Linked DNA regions of Mus musculus: region 2 is linked to region 1. Evidence: chromatin loops called from intact Hi-C (ENCODE). Cell type or tissue: heart. All regions are shown on one strand. Each heading gives the region's core, and the rest is flanking DNA. Links, peaks and the distances in the headings are about the cores only.

Evidence for each region. Peaks named below come from ENCODE experiments on the same cell type or tissue, not always from the same donor. Only the 100,000 strongest peaks of a DNase experiment are listed, where the experiment ranks them.
Region 2: a loop joins it to region 1, with 2.6 times the contacts of the local background. A loop is called at or near these places in 6 of 42 quality-filtered maps.

What each region holds. Positions count from the first base shown.
Region 1 is chr17:28,172,242-28,180,563 of GRCm38, reverse strand. It overlaps Scube3 (signal peptide, CUB domain, EGF-like 3), which reads right to left. Exons shown (of 22, transcript NM_001004366.2): 22 at 5,719-8,322. Zfp523 (zinc finger protein 523) reads right to left here and starts at 3,368. Exons shown (of 14, transcript NM_001357995.1): 1 at 3,039-3,368. In heart, for the core only: no CTCF peak of the experiment used is centred there; DNase peaks (open chromatin) are centred at 2,813 and 3,323; H3K4me3 peaks cover 2,617 bases; H3K27ac peaks cover 3,511 bases.
Region 2 is chr17:28,004,088-28,012,409 of GRCm38, reverse strand. It overlaps Anks1 (ankyrin repeat and SAM domain containing 1), which reads right to left. Exons shown (of 25, transcript NM_181413.4): 12 at 3,978-4,561. It overlaps Gm35290 (a long non-coding RNA gene), which reads left to right and starts at 5,130. Exons shown (of 2, transcript XR_003952249.1): 1 at 5,130-8,322. In heart, for the core only: CTCF peaks have their summits at 4,227 and 6,065; DNase peaks (open chromatin) are centred at 2,529, 3,949, 5,019, 5,599 and 5 weaker places; H3K4me3 peaks cover 1,748 bases; H3K27ac peaks cover 4,638 bases.

The DNA.
Region 1 (8,322 bases), core at 322-8,321:
TATTCACATTCCAGCTTCCAGTGGGAGGGGAGCCAAGGGCTCAGAAAACAATAGGACTAATTCAGTGCCAGTGGGGGTGTGACAGCACACTCTAGCCTCAGAGGATCTGCAGTGGCCTCAGAAAGAGGCTGGGAACAAGAGTGTGTTCGGGAGACACAGCCACATCAGTCCTAAAGGCCTTCCAAGGGCTCTCTCCTTGCTACCTAAAGACAGAGAGACTCCTGGGTCTCTAGCATCTGAATCCATCAGACGTTCCTGGAGCACGGTTCTTGGGACAAACCAGAAGTTTGGGGTGCCTCTCCTACACAACTGAAAGTAGGGGTCTCAGAATCCAAAAGCCATGGACATTTCAAGAGCAGAACTGGAAAGGAAGCAGAGGCACAGTACAGTCAAGTTTGTCAAGATCCGTGAGGTAAGGACACTTACTGACAGGAACAGGGAGGAGGAAGCAGGGGCCCTGTGAGGAAGAGGGGTAAGGAATACTTGATGAAAAGGAAGCAGGGAGTGGGGTGGGGGAGACGCAGGATCTGAGCAGGGGCGTGGGCACAAAGGTGGGATCCCTGAATGGGCTAGTGTGCAGGTGCATGAAGGGTGGGACCGTGCTGGGGCAGAAGCGACTCATTTCTCAGAAGCTAGGCAAATGGTAAGGTCACTAGCAGCGCTAATTAGAGGTTTCAGAGATCGGGATGTGGCTGAGGATGGCAAAAGTTAGGGGAGGAGCAAGACTGCTGCTGGCTGAAAGCAGGTTTCCCACAGCACGGGGACACATAGATTCCCCAGGCATATGCACCAGGAACGGATTAAGGGTGACTGATGTCAGGGACATCACTGAGTGGGAGCCTCCGAGGCCAAGGGCAGACACAGGGATACCGTTTAGTGGTACAGCGCTGGATTAGCAGGACAGCCGATAGGGTTAACTTGGTTCAGAAACGCTGGCAATCTGAGGACGTGAGAAGCAAGGTCTCTCTTATCTTCTCCTCTGAAGCAGGTCCTAAGATCCTCTGTGCCTTCCCGTACCCAACATAAGAGGGAAAAAAAGCACCCTTTTAAGGATGTGGGTCATGGGCAAGAACCTGAACATTTGGGGCTTGATATGTTACACCCCCTCCCCCATTTACTGCATTTTCTTGGTCTTATATTTTCCATCTTCACCGAGCCTAGAATAAAAATGCATGGGTCTAATCTTCAGGTCTTCACCTCCTTAACTGAAAGCTTCGCATCGAGTAAGTTAAACTAAATAAACTGCGATGCTTTTCGCCTGTTAATCTGCCCTTTGTTACAGGAGCCTCAGATAGGGGTTTTAAAGAAGGGTGTGGTGTCCTTTCCACATAAGGTGCAAGGGGTCTTGGGGGGATAAGAGGTCAAGGGTCATGAAGAGGGTGAGAAAAGTTACTTAGTCATGGGACAAGGAGAAGAAGCCCTTGAGGGTGATTAGATGGGCGAAGGTTGAATTTAAGAATTCCTGGAAAGCAAGGAGCAAGGGCCTGAGGAGAATTTGGAAAACCAGGAAGTCAGGATATGAGAGACAACCGAGTGGGTGGGTTTTCTAGCATGGTCAGTTCAAATGTATCAATTCCAGATTCCTTTATTTAAAGCAACTCTCAGGAAAAGGCAGGGAGGGAGTGGTGACAGAAAGAGCTAATAGGTCTGGCCTGTGAGAGGTCTAGTTAATCTATATAAATAAAGTTTGCCATACAGTAGTTTCTGGGGCAGGGGGATCATTACTAAGGGGCTGTGAAAAAGGTCCAAGTGAGAGGTAAGGCACTCATCAGAGATGGGGACAGGGATTCCAAGATGGCAGCAGTAGTGACTGGCGTGGGCCATATGCTTGGTGTCTGTGGCATCTCCAGCACCCAGTAGTTAGACCTTCACTAAAAACAACTGTTCTACCATAAAGGTAAAGGTTTCCTGTGAGGCAGAAGGGTCCTGAATGTTCTGCACCTGTTACCTCAGGCTTTAAATGCTTTGCCAAAAGTTCCCCAGCTGAAGGGCCAAGCTCATGATGTCAACTCAGTGGGAAGCTCTGTGCTGCACGGCTTTACAAACTGATAGAGTCCAATTGAGGGGGCAGAGTGTAGACAATCACAGGAATGAAGAAATACTGTTCGGTAAAGCCAGTAGACCCAGGTTGGGAGTGGGGGTGGGAGGGTGAGGTTACAAGGACTACATTTCTGAGGCAGCGTAGAAAAAAGTTCGCTATTTTTGTCTTGACTAAGAATTGCAGAATTTTAATAGAAAGAAACATTGGGGAATCACCAAACTCAATCTCATCACAGTTCTGATCAGAAACTCAAGTCCACCGTAAGGAAAGGACCTCCACCAAGGTTTCCAAAGCTCAACATGATAGAATTTGAACTTGAACCACACACTCAATCTAGAATCCTTTCCTGCCTCAAATGATACTTCATTTCCATTTACTCTTGATCACCACAACGGTGGCATGGCAGTGGGCATAAGTTATGTATGTGCTGATTGACACTGGAGGCTGGGGGCGGGGGGGGGGGTTAAAGAGGGATGTCAGGAGGGTGAGATGATCATGGTGTTACGGGGCGAAGATCACGAGTTATGTGGATGAGTGGGTGGGAAACAGCCCGAGTCTGGTTTGCAGAAGCCAGGAGAGGACTAAGGGGTGCCCACAGAGGGTAGTCTAGGGGGTCACTAGGGACTACGGGCCTCTTGGAAGCCATGTAATGATTGTATCAGCACTGAGACTGGAGGGTCCAGAAGCAGGGCTGGGGTTAGCACTCAATGAATTGGGGGTCGCCTTGTGAGGTCTGGGGGTCAGGAGTGTGTGTATGGGGTCAAGGAGGAGGAGGAGGGCGGGGTTTGGGAGTCCTGGGGGAGGAGTCTCAGGGCGGGATGGAGGGGCAGGGACCCTGGGTGGGGGTGGGGCCAGGCCGCCGTCCAGGGAGGCCCAGCCGCCAGGCCAGGGACCGAGGAGGGTGGGCACGACGGGCTCCGGACCTTCCCGGGGCCCCGCGTTCGCCCAGCCTCCCGCCTCGGGGCACGGTGGACCCACTCTTCCCGCGGCCACCAACCTGACAGCCCCCGAGGGCGACTCCGCCGACAGACCACCATGCACCGGGCCCTGCCACCAGCGCCGGCCCCGCAACCCGCCTGCGCCATAGCCCGCCCGCGCGCGGCTTGCCTCGCGCGATATCCAGGTTCCAGGGCGGCCGCACTTCCCTCTCGCTCCCGGCGCGGCCTCCGCCGGGCCCCGGAACCCGGATGACCAGCGCGGGGCCACGCTCCAGCCCGCCCCCCTCCGCCGCGGCGGCCGGCCTGCTTATCCCGGTTCCCGGGCCCCGGAGCCCAGGCCGCCGAGTCTCCTCAGGCGAGCCTCGGAGCTCCGCCTCGCTCTTCTCTCCGCTGGCCGCCGGGTGACGCGGCCTCGCCAGCCCGGGCGCCCGGGGAGGGCGTGATGACGTCACGACGCCGGGTGGAAGCCGCGGTCGCCATAGCAACGGGGGAAAAAATCGAGCGGCGGTGGGCTGCTCGGGAGGAAGCCATTGCAGGTATCTCTAGGTGGTTCCTGCAGAGGACGGTGACCAGACGCCTGGAGGGGATGGGACTCCGAGGGACAGTCCTCCCAGCGCCCTGTGCAACGGCGCCCCAAGGGATGGCGTCCCGACAGTCATCTCTGCTGGATGGTCCTCCCCCTGGGACTTCACCCTAAGGGACGCTTCTCTCCCGCTCTGTCAGAAGGTGAACTGGGGCTCAGCACCCTGAGGGACTTAGGGACGGTCCTCCCTGTGGACAGTCTCCGTGAGAGATGGTCCTTCTGCATGGACTGCACCCCGAGGGACAATCCTTCCTGCACTTTGTGGGAAGATGCCCGAGGGGTGGGGGTGGGGGGACAGCATTATGAAGGATGGAGCCCTGACAGTCCTTCCTGCGGGACAATTCTCCCTGCAGTACTGGCTTTTCCCATATGCCCTGGGGAACGTGAGTGTTTATGAGGGATGGTGCACCCATCCTGTCCCCTGAGGAAGGGCCCTGACGTTCCCCTCTGCTCGACTCATCTTCCTGAGGGATGATTCTCTCTGAAGGAAGGTTCCCTGACAACACTTGCTTCCTTCTACTGCCTTCCCTGAGAAATGACACTCTGATGGTCGACCCCTGAGGGACAACGCCCCGAGAGTCTTCTCAGGTTCTTGGGCGTTCATTCATTCCTCCATCAGCTCCCCAAAACCAACAGGTCCCCTTGATAGGGTAGCAGTGTGAGGAACAAAACCAAGTGCCCCCTTTCTTCTCTGTTTTTCCATAGTTTTGTCCTTTTTTTGGACTCAAACTGTGGATCCCAAGGTGGCCTTGAACTTGTGATCCTCCTGCCTCATCTTTACACCTGACACCTAACTTTAAAAGTTCTTTTTATTATCTCTCTTCCAAGCAGGGAGGAATTGTGGTTCAGGATATTTTCAGAAATTGAGAGAAAATAAGCTTCCAATTAAAAATAAGAAGATGAAGGGGGAGGAGCCTTGGCACGGGCATGTTAACCCCGAGGTCCCAGTGTGGTACTGGAATTTCCACCTGGTGCCCTAGTATATACCCAGTTAGAGCCAGCTCTGCCATCCTAGCACGACACACATGGGATCTTTCCAGGGTTTTATAGCACGGATTATTGGTTAGAAATACAGCAAGAAAGCCAGACACGGTGGTGTACAACTGTAATCCCCTGCACTGGGGAGGTGAAACCAGGAGGGTCAAGAGTTCACCATCAGGGCTGGCAAGAGTTTGATCCTTGGAACCCATATGGTGGGAAAAGAGAACCTGTTTCCCCCAGTTGTCCTCTGAACTCCAAAGACACATGGTAGCATGCTTACACACACACACACACAGACAGTGCTTGCTTATATACACTCACAAATGCACACACATACTCAATGAAAAAGTTCAGGATCACTTTTAGTTTTCTGGTGAGTTGAAAATACTAGAATTCCGAGTGACCTGGATGTCTGCTCAGCGCCACCACCCTTTACCATATGGGCAGATAGCTCTTCCTTGCAGATGGTATTCGGTTCGTTTCCTCTCCATTACACAGAAACCATTTGTCTGAAGGAAGAGATAAAAGTTGTCATCCCACCACGTGGCCTTGGCTGGCCTGCATCTTAGTCTAGGTAGACCAGGCTGGCCTCAAACTCACACATCTGCCTGCCTCTCCCTCCCCAAGTGCTAGGATCAAAGGCGTGAGTCACTATACCCAGCCAAAGCAACGGTTCTAAAACATTCCAGGTCCGAAAGATTGGTGAGGAAGCTGTTGTGGAGTAGAATTTTATTCTCTTGGTACCAGGAATGAGATGCAAGGGCCCGGGCATGCTAGGCATGGCGCTCTGCTGCTGAGCTACGAGTAAAGATCAGAGGGGGGGATGTCGGATGACAGCTCTCCATTGCTGGGGTGCGGTGACCTTGGTGCTGGTTCTGCCTCCCTCGCAGGTCTGGAAACTCCTGCTTCTGCTTCTTTAATACTGGGATTAAAGACCTAAGCTGTCATGCTCAGCGAGGGGAAGTCTCCAACGTTGCTTTTAAACGTAGACAGAGACATGAATTTCCAGATATTAAAATCATTAGGAATAAGCTGAGCTGTGGGAGGGGGGAGCCAGGCCTGTCCGGCAGTGAGAAGAAGAGACCTTTGAGTGTTTAAGATCCCCCCCCCGGGCCCCCAGCTATAGGACAAGCCTTTGAGGTAGAGGAAAGGATGCTTGCTAGACCTCGGAGTTTCATTTAGTATTTTAATAATATAAAAAAGACAATACAAAATCCAAACATTCCTTTTTACAAGTTTTCAGATACATATTTTTCCCCAAGTGCAAAATACTCTGTGTACCACATTGCTGCTGCCTATTGTCAACTGAGATGCTTGCTGTATGAGAGGCAGTGGAAGGCAGATATAAATATAGTATTTTAAGATATTCTTCTGCGTTAAAAAGAAAAAAAAAGCCGTCCACATGATAATTACTCTCTGAAAGTCCGACTCACATAGAACAAGATTTTGAGCTTGTCCAAACTACTGCTGCCATTGTTTAGTCTTGGTAAGCTGATCGCAGAACGGGGCCTCTGGTCCTTCGGGTTCTCAGTCCGAATAATAGCGGAAAGACAGAGTGCACCAGCTTTGAGACAGGGCCGACAGAAAGGGTTCCTTCGTGGAGTCTGCTTAGGAAAGGAACCAGGCGGGGCACCATGTCCTGCTTGGGGTCAGTTACATTTGGCCTCTGCTCCCCTGCTCTGGAGCTCAGCAGCAGATACAGGCCCTTCAATGTGCTGTCGCTTTCTCTTACACACTGAGATAGGACTTCCTAATCCATTTAAGTCACCTCAGGCGCGCTCATGGAGAACACTTCGCAGATTCACAGAGACTCCTAGGAGCCAGAGCCCAGACTGTACCATCTTCTCCATCGGCACCTCCACATGGAAATGACCGTAGTGAGGCCAGTGGCAGTCCTCGAAGGATCACTGAAGGCACAGGGTGGGCAGCTAACGTCCAGGCTCTGGTCGGCTTTCTCCTAATTACCTCAGGCTTGGGGACTGGCTGGGTCAATGACACAAATAGAGGCAGAGGCTAAAGAGGCACCGAGGTGCTGCTGAGGATATCAGGGCCTGCTTGACATTTGTCACTCCGTGCTTGGAGCACATGTGGAAATGGCTTCCCACGCTGGGACTCAGTTCACAGCAGGTCTTGCACTGGGATGGATGAGGCGCCGGGGTTACATGACCTCGTAAGCACCATAGCCCACAGAGAAGCTTCTAGGTCAGCTCACGAAGGGTTCCTGTTCACACCATCTTCCCATCCCCCCTTCTCCTGGAAACCTCTTTTGTCTAACCTGTGCAGTCCTAGAAAGTCCCTGAGTTCTTAACTCCTCCTTCAGCCCACTCAGCTCCCAGAGTGAGGCGCTCAGGGCCAATATCCCCTGTAAGTTCGTAACAGCTCTGCCTGGATTCCTTGCTGCCAACTTGGTTGGCAGTAGAAAGCCCTTGCTTGATCTCCTCCATCCATCTTGATATCAGCTAAGTCTAGTGGCCTACTCTCTCCGTACGATAGATCTCATGTGCTGCCCCATCAGCCATAGAACAAATGATTAGAGGAAGTGTCCGTGTATGTATGGTGAGATGGGGGTTGGGGGGTGGGGTGGGGGAGTGCGGAGAAGCCACGCCCTAAAGGCATACATTGGGAGGCACTCTCACTTTGTGGCTTTCCAGGAGCTGGCAAAATGTTAGGGAGAAAGGACTCGTGACTCAGGCTGTTCTATGGCACTTCTGGGGACCCACTAAATGCCCATTCGCCCCTCTTGCATGAAACCATTCAACAGCTTTGCAATAGCTCTCTGACCCCACCCGACCCTCACCCCCACCGTGTTGGCTAAGGCATCCAGGAAGCGAGCTTCGCCTGCTGCTGGCTGGTGTGTGTGGGGATCAGACTATTTGATAGTTGAATCTCTTGGCAGTTACCTAAAGTTGGACCTGAGGAGTCATTGGTGGATGTCCAGGACTAAGCCTCGGGGAACAAGAAGGAACAATTGGAGACTTTACAGGCAGCATCTAGGTTAAGGGTGGAGCATATGCAGAGCCCGGGCTCAGGCACAGACACCATTCTTCTTTTGAAAGACAGTAGTTGAATCAGGCTTGAAGTCAGCTCCAAGAGGCAGGTGGCAGGTCTCAGGCACACGTCTGGTTCCTGTCCTTCCCCCGCTTCATACACGGAGAACTGTCCAATTCCAGGCTGCTCCAGCCCTCTCTGGCTGTCTTGGGAGCCTGCGCTGGCCATCCATAGAGTTTATCCCGATCCCCTCCCATGCCGTGTCAGGGGAGAGCATGAAGATAGGGAAAGACAGGTTGTCCCTACTCGCACAAGATTCTGACCAAGTCCATCTGCTTCTGTTACCATGAATCCACAGAGAGACACAAGGCAGGCAGGATCAGCTCAGTCAGGAAGCCTCCTCCTCCTGCTTCATCAAGTTACCAGAGCTAGTCTCCTGTGCTTGGGGCACCTCTGAGGGATAGCCCTAGCTCTGCGCTGCTGAGGGCTCTGAAGTTCTGTGTGGCCTCAGGGAGGACTGAGACATATGAGCCGCTCCGGCACTTAAGGCTCCCGACAGACAGACTGCTGTTTCTCCAGCCTCAGCACACCCCTCTCTCCTAGGCAGCTATAAATAGGGTTATTCTGAGAGGAAAAAGAAACAAACAAAAAAACAATCCCCCCTCCCTCTAGACGACATAGAAAGACTCAAAATGATTGCACTTCTCAGATGTGGAGAGGGTGGACAGGCGGCTTGCCAAGGGCACTCACACTTGTTCCTCCTGCTGCCCACAGCCCGAGGCTAGAGGTAG
Region 2 (8,322 bases), core at 246-8,245, 170 kb after region 1:
GGACAGAGCCCTGGAGCCTTTCCTGTGGCTGGAGGTGGGAAAAGCTTTTCTGCTCCCCACCCCTACCCCAGCACACAGAACACCCAAGTATTGCCAGCAAAGGGGAGTTTGCTAGAACATCTTCTCTGCTCCAGCACAAAGCATCACATTTGCTTAGGGGTGACACAAATGAGGTCCCTGCTTGAGGAAGATCTCACACTTGACTGAAGAAGACTCGATAATGACACTAATCCTGGGTACAGTGGCGATGTCACAGCCTGGGGCAAGAGGACTATTATGAGTTCAAGGCCAGCATGGGCTACCAAATGACACACACAAAATGAGCCAGCATTTACTTATGCAAACAGTGAATTTTAGGCTTCTCAGTGGAAGGTAGGCTGCAGGGTCAACTCACAATTGGGAACCCATGCTGGAGGATAAATGAGGGCTGGAACCTGGGCAGGACTGCTGCTGGCAAAGGCCCTAGAGGAGTGGTGGCCTTTAACTGAGGGATGCAGAAAGCCCAGCTCTCCCTGGGACTGTCAATGCAGAGCATAGGACAGGTTAACAAAGGTTGAAGGAAGGGAACGGACTTGAAAAATAGGAGGAACATGGTTCCTTCAGTGTCTAGGAACTCCAGTGATGCCCAGGGAGCCACACAGCATAGCATGGAGCCTTCAGATCCAAGGGCACTGAGACCAGTCAGGGGTCCTGGGGTACATTGCCGGTGACATGCACACAAGGAAGAGCAAGGGTGATACAGAGTGCCAGCTCCAAAGCCCACCTGCCATAGAAAGCTATCGACAGTGTGCAGTTACTAGGTGAGAAAAGTTATAAATCAGTAAGCATACAACCCAACCCAGCCATGCAACAACTACCCACACAGGTTATCTGTGTGGGAGGCGCATGTGGCTTCCCGTCTTTGATACCTGGAGCTTCTCAGGGGTCAGGACAACATGCTCTGACCTCACTCAAGGACCCAGGAACCCTGAAGTCTGGTGTCAGAGCCCCCCTTGGGAAGCTGGTTAGGAAGTAAGCTCCATCACTCCTGGGTTAGCGAGACGCTCACGGAGCACGAGGAAAAGGCCGGTGTCGCTGATGGACACTCTTTTGGAGGTAGACCTTCATCACGCAGTGTGAGGAAGTCATCTTGCCCAGTGAAGTTCACCAAAGGCTGTTTCCCAGCAGTAAGCAGCGTAACCCCAAACCTATGAACTGAGCATGCTCCCTGACACCCTCTCAGCCACCAACCCCCCAGCCTTGCTGGCCACAGTTCCTAAGAGGCATGTGGTAAATCCAGGAGGCTGGCCCATGCACACCTCCTCTGTCTGTGATGGGAGGAGCCATGGGGGAAGGCAGTTGTGTGAAGGGCTTGAGCTCCACTACTCCCCAGGCACTTGGCCACCAACCTGAGGGTCACCTGCCACCACTGCTGCCTTTCCTAAGGTCTGAGGACAGTCTAAGTTCAGTCATTTCTCCAAAGCTCCAGGCAAGTGATAACAGAGTCTGCCATGTAGCTGCTACTCCTGGGCCCACCAGGAATCGTAACAGACACTTATACATGTCCCTACTTGGGCCTGCTTCATAACAAAGGGCGAGGCCCCTGAGAACGTGTGAGTGTAGTGAACGGTGGCCTTAGAGCCAGATTTGCAGAGGCCCAAACTGTGTCCACGTTGCCCTGCCTTCTAGACCAGCACTGTGCTGCAGTTGCAGCTGCCCATGGCCTTTTCCTCCCTCCCTCCCAGGCCTCAGACAGGAGTTGGTCAGGCTCTAGCTTCTGCCCTGCACGTGCTGTGATCCCCAGCACAGCACACACCGGTCACAGGACTACCCCCAGCACAATCTCACTTTGTAAGTGAGGCTCAAACATATGAATTCTTTCCAATAATGGCTCAACCGTCTTTGCCCCTTTTCAGATTTAAAGTCCAGCAGTGTAACCTGGCATGGCAGAGCAGATCTACAGTCCTAGGAATCCCAAGTTCAAGGCCATCCTGGGCTACAGATGAGGCCAACAAACAAACCAAACCAAACCAAACCAAACCAAACCAAACCAAACCAAACCAAACCAAACCACCAAACAAACCGAACAACCTGTACAATACAGCAAAGCTTCCAATGCTACCACAAAAGTCCAGAGTGCAGTGTGGTGCCTCACACCCATGATCCCCGAACTCCACAGCCATGGCAGGCAGGCAAATCTTAAATGTGAGGCCAGCCTATGCCAAAGATTGGAACCCCATATTGGAAAAAAGTGTGCATGTATGTGTGTGCGCGTGTGTATGCACAAATGCATGCATTCATGTATGTGCAAAGGTGGTTACAGCCCATGAGCCACATCACGTTTTGAGGCAGAGAACACTGTGCATGGGTCTAAGTGGCCCACTTCGCTCAGGCTGGGTACTGGCATGCAGATCTGGATCATTCTCCAGGAGGAAATACAAGGTGAGAATACGTACAGCCGCCTGGCAGTGCCATGCCTGAGCGAGTGTGCCCAGCATTGGGGACATCTTAGGACAAGGACACCCAAGCACCAGCCCAGCTGCCCTCTGACACGTCATAGCAGTTCTGAAATGCTGTCTTGTTGTGGTTCCCAGCTCTTGGGCCCACTCCAAGGCTTCTCTCTGTTTGCTCCCAAGTCCATTTCCTACCCTGTCTTTTTACCACCCGTCTACATGTATACACTCTAGGAACCCAAAACCCCCCTTCCCCAGCCCCTACAGCTATCTGTTGATGGTGTCTATTCACTGTGTTAGCCCCAACCGGGCTTGACCCAGAGGAGTTATTAGCTCCTTAATTCCAGTCTCCTTCCACTTTTCCGTGGTCTTTCTGGAAACTCTCCAGCGGTGTGCCTCTGTCTGCCCCCTTTACTGCTCCTGACTGTGTCTGCACTCCACTCCTGTGCTAACCTAACGCTGTTATGGGGGAGACATACACACCCACATACTGCAGTGCAGTCTGCTGGGGGACCCAGGAGCAATTTCACACAGTGCCTGGCACCACTCCGGAACAGGCCACCAAGGCTTTGACTAAGCAATGAAACATCTTTTGCCCAGGGATTCCTGTGTCTACCTAAACAGTCCTGAGCCTGGTCTTATCCAGAGATAGGGGCAGGAGGAACTGTCCCACCCTGTCTCTGCAGCAGCAGCCTCAGCAGTCTGGTTGGGGATAATGGTTAGAGAGTGTTCACATGCACAGGGCGGCTGTACTGTTCCCTCTTGTTAGAGAGCTAACTGCATCTCCAGATTGTCCCTGGGAGACAGACTGAGTCCACTTCAAAGGCAGGCAGCCGCTTATGAGGCGGCACTATAACATCCCGGGGTACTTGGCGATCCTTCAGACACAGGTTCTTCTGCCCACTAAGACACTCCAAAGGTCCCCGGGAAAATAGTCCGGTTATACCTCCAAACAGTCAGTAAGAGTGGTTGAGGAGAACGCTAGGTCTCACACTGAAAACACTCTCTTCACACCAGCCTTCCCATCTTGAGTCTGCTAAGCCTCTGCCTCACCAAGCCGGGAATGCAGGACGGGCGCACCCATCTGCTGGGAGAGGCTTCTGGGTCTCAAGAACATGGCAAGAATAGCCAGGAGGAACTCAGAATAGAAGCCTTCCCCTGGAAGGTGCCCCTCCTCCCCAGCACTCCCACCCTGGCCCACCTGCTGCCCTGCTAAGCCTGGCTTCCCTCTGCCTCTGCAAGGGCTCACAAGAAGTGCCATGGCTGTTCTGAAGCCACTCCAGGCAGATGGGTTCCAAATGTTTCCAAACACATGTCATTTCTAGGAACCATCCCTCCCGCAGGCCCGCTCTGCTGGGCCTCCGCCCTCGGCTTAACTCTTCGGGGACCTGCCCTCTGGGTTGTGGGCTCTCTTTTCGGCACAGTGCTCAGGATGGGACAGCTCCGGTCCAGATCCTAGTCCCAGAAGCCAGCACCTGGGGAGTCAGGATGGGCTACAGACAGGACTGGCTAGGCACGAGCTCTCTGAGGTCATGACAGACTTACCTCATCCCACTCTGAGGCAAAGGAAGGTGATTTCTCCAACCTCTTCTTCCCGATGCTGCAGTTGGACAAGGACTCGCTGCGACTCCCCATTGTGGCGTCCTCCGTGGGGGAGCAGGTCAGGAGGTCAGAGTCAGACTTAGACAAACTGCGGCTGAGTTTGAGCTCAGCTTTGGGCTTGCTGGTGGGAGGGGCTCTGCTTCTGGGCCCGCTCTGGTCTTCTTCCTCGGCACCAGCAGGGCGCAGAGGTACTGTGTGAGTCAATGCATCGAGGTATGTTCTGCTGGCCAGGGCTGTCAGGCCTGCCGGCAAGCCCACTCTCTTGCTTTGGTCAGGGACGCCGGGCTGCGGGGGTTCAGTGCCTTGCACGCCTGGCTCCTCTAGCTGCATGCTGGCCTCGTGGCAGGCGTCCTGCTGGGAGGACTCCGGGTGGCTCTGGCTGGGGGCCGTGAGCAGCTGGAAAGGGTCCTGCCCCACCTCACACACTGGGGAGGAGCCGTGGAGGAGACCTGAGAACTGCTCTGGGACCTGCCCGTCCTGCCCCTCCACAGAGTCCTGGCTCCGGCCGCTGCCGCTCTGCCTGTGGTCTTGGAGTGGACAAAGAGAAATAAAAAATTAAACGTAGCAAAAATCAACAGAGGTCCTATGAAGCACTCACTTGGTGGTAGAGCAGAGTTCAGGCAGAGAGAGGCTAGCCGGGCTGAGGAGAGCGAGAGGAGAGAGCAGGGAGAAAAGCAGCCTCATACTGTTCACGTTCAATCTGTACCCAAAGTTGAGCGCTTATGAAATTCCAAACGCTGGCCTGCTTAACGCTGCCTGGCAGCCATCCCTCTTGTTAGATCTCTGTTAACGTGAACGACCAGACCTTGCTATATAAGGCGGGGAGAAGCACGAGCTACAGACAGAAAGGACACGGTAAGGACGGGGTAAGGACCAGTGAGAGTGACTCCCGGGACTCTGGATACATTCCCATAAAGGCTCAGTGTTATTCAGAGCCGCCCGCCCGCCCGCCTGCCCGCCCGCCCTTCCTCTGGCAAGCAGCAACTAGGGGAAAAGGGAGGTCATGACTGCAACCTGCGACTTCTGGAGTTCCTTAACTGAAAGTGCAAAACAAAACCGCAAGCGAGTAACGGCTTCCTTTCTCCTCCGGGCCACTCAGATCCACATCCACGCCTAGCCCGGCTGTCCGTCCTTCCGCAGGAACAGACAACAGACTTTTCCTTTTTTTTTTTTTTTCTTTTTTTGAGAATGTGTGCGCCTAACTGCCAAAGCTCCCAGCTGCTCTTATTTGTTTAAGTTTAACCTTAGCTGATCCACTGGAAAAGGAAACAGGCTAGTTTGTCAAGCCAGGAGACAGCTGCTGCTCTCTAGAAACCTTTCTTATACTCTAGAAATCGGACACTGCTAGTTCCTGAGGCTAGCTACTACCACACTTTCAAAACCTTCTGCTCTGAAGGAGCATAAATAATTGGCCAAGTCCATTTCTCCCACCAGTACCCCCCTGGGACACCCCATGGGAACTTAGTCCTTGTATGGATTTACCCTAGTGCCATCCACAGAGGCAAACACCAGACCTGGCAGCAGGTCCCATCCCAAAGCTAATGTGCAGGCATCTCGTCTCTGTAGGTGGTAGCTACTCTGCATGCATGGAATCAAACTCCCTGATCCATCCAAACGGCCCAGGAACTGTTCACGAGGCTGGAGCTCTGCAGAACTGAGTGTGTGGGTCCAGCGCTTCCACAGAGGAGCCATCTGTGGCTCTGGAATGGTGTGCTCTGCCCAAGGTGGCTGGGCAAACTTTCACAGGACGGGATGCTGGCTTTGCTCCTCTCTAGCTGTGTGGCCTTGGCTGTGGTGACAGATCACCTTGCTGAACATCTCCATCTAAAACAGCAGGCTGGACTGCACAACACCCCTTTTCTGTCATGGCAGTGAGGAGAACCCCGGTTCCAGATGCAACCCTCTCAGCACTTTCTTGCTAATACGCTAGCAGCAACAAGGTCCTTACGGAGGCCCAGTGCACCATGCAATGGGCAGCTGGGAAGAAGGGGTGTGAGATGACACCCACGTGAGGTGCTAAAGCAACCACCACAGGATGGTGGCAGTGTCTCACAGCGCTGCTGCTTCTGGGAAAGCCTCTGCTGACCAACAACCCCAACGACCGGGCATTCCAGGTGCCCCGCACCACTCAGCTCTAAGCAGGTCTGCAGGGCAGAGGTGGGGCAGTCAACTTACTCACTACGGCCAGGAGTAGAACTCTGAGTGCTCTGGAACTTTAACTCTCAACTCACTCATCCTGACCCTACAACACAGATCCTGCGCAGGGGACAAGGCATAAACAACTTGAATGAGTTCTTCACTCATTCGAAAAGAGAGAGCGAGCCCACGCCAGTGAGACAGCAAGTTCCAGTCAGAGTAACTGAAGCCCAAGGAAGTCATAACTTTACAGCTGCAAATAGCTACTATGACAATGGGTAGCCAGAACAAAGCTGCCCGTGATCCTGTATGTTGAGTCCACAGAGAAGGTAATACATGACCACCTAACGGAGGCCCAGGCTGTCCCTGGAGAAGAGGAGAGGCTCACGGCAGCAGAAGCTGCAACTGTCCATAGCTCCTGCCCAAGCTGCACTAACTGCAGGCATTCAGGAAGAGGCCTGGGTTACAGGAGCACAGGCCCTTGCTCCTCTGCATCTGCTCCCAGGTTCCTAGTTAACATCTGTAGGCAGTTGAGAAGCAACAGAACTGGGCCTGCTTGGCTCACCCTGACTGGTAGGTCTCAAAACCCAAGTCAGAGAATGTTCTGGCTGCTTGCTGGGAGCTGACAATGGAGGCCTTTAAACAGCCACTCATTCATGCCAGCCATCAATGAAGAAAGGGAGGCAGATGCCAAGAGCTCAATACCAGAGAGATGCCAGGGAAAGCAGTGGGAGGAGAGAAGAGGTAGGGGTCTGTGCAGGATGGAGATCTGCAGATGCAGGAAGCTCTGTGAGTCACAGAAGGTACAACTTGCAAATGGTCACAGTTATGTGATTTTTTTCCCCCAGGAAAGACATCCATACCTGAAAAGCCCATTGAACCACAAGAACTTTAGCATGTCTGTCTGTCTGTCCCTCTCTTTGTGTACTGAGATAGGGTCTTGCTAGGTAGCCCTGGCTAGCTTAGAACTCTGTAGTCCAGGCTACCTCCTAACTTGCCATCCTGCCACTTAGTGCTGAGATCACAGCTGCCTGCTGCTATGCTTGTGGGGGATCTCAGTTAGCTAACACACTGCTCGTCCCCACAGCTGTGCCTAACCTAGATATGGCAGCTTACGTGACTTGACTATTGCTAGAGTAAAATACCATGGCCAAAGTAACTAATGGAAACATCCGGGACTCACGCTGTGAACCATGTGCACGAAGCAATGAGCGTGAACTGGAGGTGGTGTCATCTGGAGATGGTGTCAACTGGAGATGGCGTGAACTGAAGATGGTGTGAATCTTTAAACTTTCAAAGCTCATCCCGAAGGCCACACGTCCTTCAACATGGCCATATCTCCTAATTGTCCCAAGCAGTGCTACCAACTGGGACCAAGTACTTAATCATCCAAGGCTATGAAGGACATCTCATTCAAACCACCACACGGCTCAAATCTATAATTCAATTACAATTCTGAGGCAGGTGGACTGAATTCCAGGCCAGTCAGACTACATAGCAAGAGTCTTTTTAAAAAAAAAGCAAGAAAGGAACATATTTAAGACACTCCTACACAAATTAATAGATGGAAAGTAACTACTCAATGTCTAGTTCCCTGCTCCAGGTCTTGCCGCATACCCCAGGTACCACCCTCCTGCCTCCAACTCCTGAATGCAGGGGTTGCGCATGCACTGCTGTGCCTGCCTCCTGATGGTTTCCTTCTGTTCGGGCAGGTTAATAAAAAGCCTCGGAGACAAGGAATTAACATAACACAGAACCACGAAAGAGACCCTGCACACATTATTCGATATCTCTGCCTATTATTATCACGACTTTATGGAATTGCTGAGAGAACTGAACTGTGGTTGGGGAGCGCTTAGGTCCATGCCAGGACGCACCAAGCTCGGATGAGATGCTAACATCGTCTATCCACCGCCACAGCTTCATTGTAAGACCGACCCCTCCGTCCCTCACAAAGTTCAGCAAAGAGACAACTCAAAACATGAAAAGCCCCTCTAAGCATCCCTTATCTTCTTCATCCTCTGACCTCTCCATAAGGGAGGAAGAAGCAGAGATGTAAAAGGAAGTTTAAAGCCTAAAACTCTGAGGCAGCACCAAGTGGCCGGCTACATGTCCTCACTGACTCTGTGAGTGAGTGTGTGTATCTCTGCCT